Regions from separate parts of the Homo sapiens genome. Here region 1 is linked to region 2. The links are chromatin loops, found by intact Hi-C in ENCODE. Cell type or tissue: dorsolateral prefrontal cortex. All regions are shown on one strand. Links, peaks and the distances in the headings refer to the core of each region. The heading gives the core; the rest is flanking DNA. Region 1 overlaps PDZD2 (PDZ domain containing 2). Region 2 overlaps PDZD2 (PDZ domain containing 2).

The links. Hi-C counts contacts between places; a loop is a spot of excess contacts. Peaks named below come from ENCODE experiments on the same cell type or tissue, not always from the same donor. Only the 100,000 strongest peaks of a DNase experiment are listed, where the experiment ranks them.
Region 1: it touches region 2 in a loop (7-fold over the local background); 2 of 110 quality-filtered maps call a loop at or near these places.

What each region holds. Positions count from the first base shown.
Region 1 is chr5:31,808,019-31,810,822 of GRCh38, forward strand. The region is part of intron 2 of PDZD2 (PDZ domain containing 2); the gene reads left to right. Among named protein-coding and RNA genes, the nearest start is that of MIR4279, 130 kb to the right of the region's middle. In dorsolateral prefrontal cortex, for the core only: CTCF peaks have their summits at 1,247 (motif pointing left) and 1,451; a DNase peak (open chromatin) is centred at 1,233; H3K4me3 peaks cover 1,027 bases; H3K27ac peaks cover 816 bases.
Region 2 is chr5:31,732,242-31,735,045 of GRCh38, forward strand. All of the region lies in intron 1 of PDZD2 (PDZ domain containing 2), which reads left to right. Among named protein-coding and RNA genes, the nearest start is that of PDZD2, 95 kb to the left of the region's middle. In dorsolateral prefrontal cortex, for the core only: a CTCF peak has its summit at 1,340; a DNase peak (open chromatin) is centred at 1,350; H3K4me3 peaks cover 1,019 bases; H3K27ac peaks cover 2,414 bases.

The DNA of each region.
Region 1 (2,804 bases), core at 123-2,622, 76 kb after region 2:
CAGTGTCAAGAGGCTGCTAGAAGGTGTTACTTGGAAAAATGACTGCAGGTAGTGATGTAGGTAGGAGATGGTAGAGAGAAAGAATTGCCAATTGTAGCTTGATACTGTAGTCTCTGGGGCCATTTAGCATAAGGGTCCTGCCTACCTGAATATGCTCAAAGGTGCCTGACGCTCTGTGCAGGACTGGATATATAGTAAGAGGTCGTCATCACCATGACTTAGAGACATTAAGGAAAGGTGAAATTATACTCAGCTTGCTGTTTAAAAAGCCAGAGAAGCATGTAATACACTTTAGAAAGATTTCCCTTACCGGTTAAAACGAAAACAAGTTTCAGCATTTAAAATTCAATTATGTGGAAAACCTGCCATGTGGAACAGCCCATTCCCCAAGGATGAAGTGTAAGTGAAGCATTACGGACTGTTTGTTCGTGACCCGCTTCATTCCTTTCAGACTGCTGTCTCCACGTGCTGTTTCACTCCAGGACTTGGTTTCTGGAAGGTATCCCAGGGTTCATCCAAGTCCTGTTTTCTCACTCTACCAAGGTGGAAACTGAGGCTTCAGGAGGTGGTTTCCTGGGGTCAAGTATCATCTTAGAGAAGAGTGACGCCTAGAATTCATGCACTCTGACTCAAATTCTAGAATGTTTTCTTTAACATCATAAATAACAACTAATGAGGCTGGGCATAGTGGCTCATGCCTGTAATGCCAGCACTTGGGGAGGCTGAGGCGGGTGGATCACTTGAGGTCAGGAGTTTGAGACCAGCCTGGCCAACATAGTGAAACCCCATCTCTACTAGAAATACAAAAAATTAGCTGGGCATGGTGGCACACACACCTGTAGTTCCTGCTACTCAGGAGGCTGAGGCAGGAGAATCGCTTGAACTGGGAGGCGGAGGTTGCAGTGAGCCGAGATCACACCACTGCACTCCAGCCTGGGCAACAGAGCAAGACTCCATCTCAAAAAAAAAAAAATAATAAAAATAACTAATGAAATTAGGATGGTTTTTTAACAGTTTATTATTTACATAAAAACATAGAAAATCTATGTTTTTACCTGTTCTGAAAATGGATAGTTACATCTAGAACCTTCCATCTCAACAAGAGTGTAGCTTATAGCTGCCTCCTAAGAGTGTGGCGATGGCCATTGGAGAGGACAGTGGGAGCTTGCTTTCCTCACCTCTTGGGAGTGCCATCTGACAAGCTGTGAGGATCTGAGGGCCGTCGCCTGCCATCTTGTGGTTGAAATCCAGCACAGTGAGAGAAAGTGCTGGGAGCCCCAGTCCAGTTTATTATTCACAGGCTGTGTGTGTTTCACCGCCGTGCTGTTTGGCTGATGTTTTCAGCCTTCAGAGCTCTCTCTTGAATGGCAACATCTGAGCTATCCTCTCCTGTCTGTGACTGGTGTTTTTTCCTGTGGCCCTGGGAGGTGCCCCATTCGAGTCCCTTCACACACACAGCCTCGGCCCTCAGGAGTCGCACTAATGAATGAGGAGCTGATCTGAGAAATCCGCCTGTGCTCAGCTCTTCGTGATGGATGACAGAGGGGAGTTATTCGTCCCCAGTTTCTCTAACTCTGTTCTGGAATCAGAAGCCTTTTAAGGAAAGCGTGAGCAGCAAGACAATTTCCAACACTACAATGGCCAGTGGGGTGAGTTCTTTCAGAAAACTGGCAAACTTGGCCACACCCTCCGTCGCAGCCCACAGATCATTGTTGAAAGCCACATGCACAGCTGCTTTTCAGGGTCCACTTGTTTTTATGAGGGAAGAGATTCCATAAAAAGAGCGACTTTCCATCATTTAAAGAGGATTGAGGTTTCAGAGCCAGATCCAGAGATGCTCTTTAATTTTATCCCAGTGACCTGCTCCTCCTCTGGTACCCTGGTCACAACCTTTCTGAATGGGGGCAGCACAGCCCCTGGGTGATTAACTTGAGCCATGGAAGATGGAAAACCCAAATACCTACATAAGACACTCGCTTTTAAACTCTTAGCACTACTTTCGGGAATTGTAATGGTAATTGTAAACCATACAGAGAAGAAAGATAAAAGCATCTTAGTGTGGTTATAGTGTTACTGGTCCAACTTCATACCCGTCTATCTATAGGCACCCCTGGGCCATTTTCAGCAATCCTGACTTCTACTTTATCTTTTCTGTCCGGGTACTAAATACGTTATGAACATTTTTATTCTCTCGTTTTGAGCACCATATGCCCTCAAAATGACTTTTTCTTTTCTTCTCCAGAGATTTTTTTTTTTTTTTTTGAGACGGAGTCTTACTCTGTCGCCCAGGCTGGAGTGCAGTGGCGCGATCTCCGCTCACTGCAACCTCCGCCTCCCGGGTTCATGCAATTCTCCTGCCTCAGCCTCCCGAGTAGCTGGGACTACAGGTGCCCACCACCACGCCTCACTAAATTTTTGTATATTTTTTAGTAGAGACGGGGTTTCACTGTGTTACCCAGGATGGTCTGGATCTCCTGACCTTGTGATCCGCCCACCTTGGCCTCCCAAAGTGCTGGGATTACAGGCTTGAGCCACCACGACCAGCCGCCTCCAGAGATTTTTGAACTTCAGGCTTTGGCACCTGTTTTGGCCCTTGGCCCTTTCTTAGTTACTGTGGAAGCAGAGGCAGGTAACCAACTGCAATGAGTAGGTGAGCCGTTCCTATGAACTTCACTCCCATTCCACCTGGGTTTGCCAAGTACAGAAATGAACAGACTTGCACTTGCATCTTCTGGTGTTGGAGGGCACCAATATCAAAAGGTGACCTCTTGCTGGAGGACAACAATATCTGCTATTTAAGGACC
Region 2 (2,804 bases), core at 172-2,671:
TCCACAGATGAGCTTCAGTGTGGAGAGGTGGGGTAAGAGTTTGTAACTTTCATTACTGAGGGGTCCCTGACCACATTTTGAGGTGACTCAATGATGTCATCTCTTTGTCCTATCCATGAGCTTTTTGCAGGTTTGCTAGCAAACTGTTGCCTGATTGATGGTTGTTCTCTGCTCACCTTTGACCTCAGATGCAAAGACCGGCACAGGGAGATGTTTTCTCAAATGCCCACCTCTAAGAGGATGGAGCCCAGGCCAGAAGGCTGAGCAGAAGGAGGTGGGAGGCCAAAAAACATGGCAGGTCCCTCACATGGGCCCCACTGCCTGTGAACTTGGCCACCTGTGGTTTACTGCAGATGCTTGAAAGAATTTGCTATCTAAGAGATTGTTTCCTTGGAGAAGGCCATTTCTAAGAGAGCTGAGAAGGTCCTTGAAAGTTCCATAATTTATGATGTTCATAGAGTAGGGAAAATATCAGGAGCAGCTTTTTATTTTTATTTTACTTTTTGAGACAGAGCCTCACTCTGTCACCCAGACTGGAGTGGAGTGGTATGATCTCAGCTCACTGCAATCTCTGCCTCCTAGGTTCAAGCAATTCTCCTGCCTTAGCCTCCTGAGGAGCTGGGATTACAGGCAGGAGCCACCACGCTCCGCTAATTTTTGTATTTTTAGTAGAGACAGGGTTTCGCCATGTTGGCCAGACTGATCTTGAACTTCTGACCTCAGGTGATGCGCCTGCCTCGGCCTCCCAAAGTGCTAGGATTATAGGCGTGAGCCACCGCGCCCGGCCGGGAGCAGCTTTTTAAATAAACTTTTTATTGAATTATAATATGCACACAGAAAAGGGCACAATCACAATATAGTACAAGCCGTGATTCCATTTATGTGAAGTATCAGAACAGGCCAAACTTACCTGTGCTGTTAGAATTCGGGGTGGGTTACCTTCCAGTGGATAGTGCCTGGAAGGGAGTACAGGGGCTGCCCTGGGGTGCTGGTGATGTTCCAATTCTTGATGGGAACAACGCTTTGTGATTTAACAGAATTTCAAACCGTATTTAGCATGCATCAAACTGAGGATGAAAAAATCCTGGGGGTTCAAATGGTTGACAGCTAAGGCTTGTGCTTTGGGGATATCTTTCGTTTCTGTCTTTCTGGCATCTTTCCCCCGTTCTCTTGCTTTGGAGCTCATTCTTTCTCACTCTCAATCCACGTGCTGCGTGTGGTCTGACCCACACTCTGGTCCCAGGAGCAGGCAGAAAACTCAGGGACTGGCTAAGTGATAGGCACATGATCCAAGTCAGACAATGAGTCTATTCTGGGACTTTTTCTGGAACCAGTGTGAAAGAGGCACATGCTCTCAGCTGGGGTTTCCAAGCTGGTACGATAGAAGCTTTGCCTTCTGGTGGCCGTCTTTACTCCCATGTGCAGAGTGCCAACTGGGAACGAAGCCAGTACATTCAGAAAAGTCGCGATTCCTGGTGACAGTATATGCAGATCCAGCTGTGTTGAGAGCTATCGCCGTTCCTGTAATGCAGGAAGATCCAAACTGTTTTCTCCTACTATCCTCTCACTCAACACAACACAGAACACTTCTGTAACCAGATATGGGGATTTCTTCATACACATGAATTCTCCAGTGGGCACCAACTAGGTGTCTTGCAATTTAATTCAATTCTGACACTGTCTACCTGGAGTTACCATCAGACCTCACAGGTTAAGCGCACAGTCTCCCAAAGACTTTTCCCATTTCAGATACCAATATGAAGTCCCAGGTTTTCGCCAGTACTTCTGACTGACCAGCTGTAAAATCAGAATTTCCAAAACCCCCTTCTTGGGTTCCATAATTTGCTGCAATGGCTCACAGAACTCAGGGAAATACTTATGTTTACAGTTTATTGTCCAGTGAAAGATAGGATAAAGGATACAGATGAACAGCCAGATGAAGAGATGCATAGGGCGAGGTATGGGGGAAAGGGTGCAGGACTTCCATACCCTCTCGGGGTGTTCCACTCTCCTAAAAAAACCTCTGAATGTTCAGCAATCTGGAAGTACTCCAGACCCTGTCATTTTGTTGTTGTTGTTGTTTTGTTTTGTTTTTTGAGATGGAGTCTCGCTCTGTCTCCCAGGCTGGAGTGCAGTGATGTGATCTCAGCTTACTGCAGCCTCTGCCTCCCGGGTTCAAGCGATTCTCCTGCCTCAGCCCCTTGAGTAGCTGGGATTACGGGCACCCGCCACCACACCCAGCTAATTTTGTATTTTTAGTAGGGACAGGGTTTCACCATGTTGGCCAGGCTGGTCTCGAACTCGTGACCTCAGGTGATCCACCCACCTCAGCCTCCCAAAGTGCTGGGATTACAGGCATGAACCACCATGCCTAGCCCATTTTGGGTTTTTATAGAGGCCTCATTATGAGGCTTGATTGACCTTTGGCTTCATTGACCATTGGTGACCAACTCCAGCTTCAGCCCCTCTCCCCTCCCCAGAGTTTGGGAAATGGGGCTGAAAGTACCCAATCACGAGATTGGTTTCCCTGAAAACCAGCCCCCATCCTACAGCTATCCAGGAGCCCTCAGCCACCAGTCATCTCATTAGCATAAGAAAAAACATTTATCATTTCAGAGACTTCAAGCGTTTTAGGAGCTATGCCAGCAACGAAGAGCAAATATGTATTTCTCATTGTAAATGACAATATCACAATTCCTCGAGGATTTTTTGTTTACATGCATCAGTAAATTCCTTTGTCTGTCTCTGCCCTTCAGAATGGTTGCTATCCCTTGGCTTCAAGGTTCTGACTACATAAAGAGATT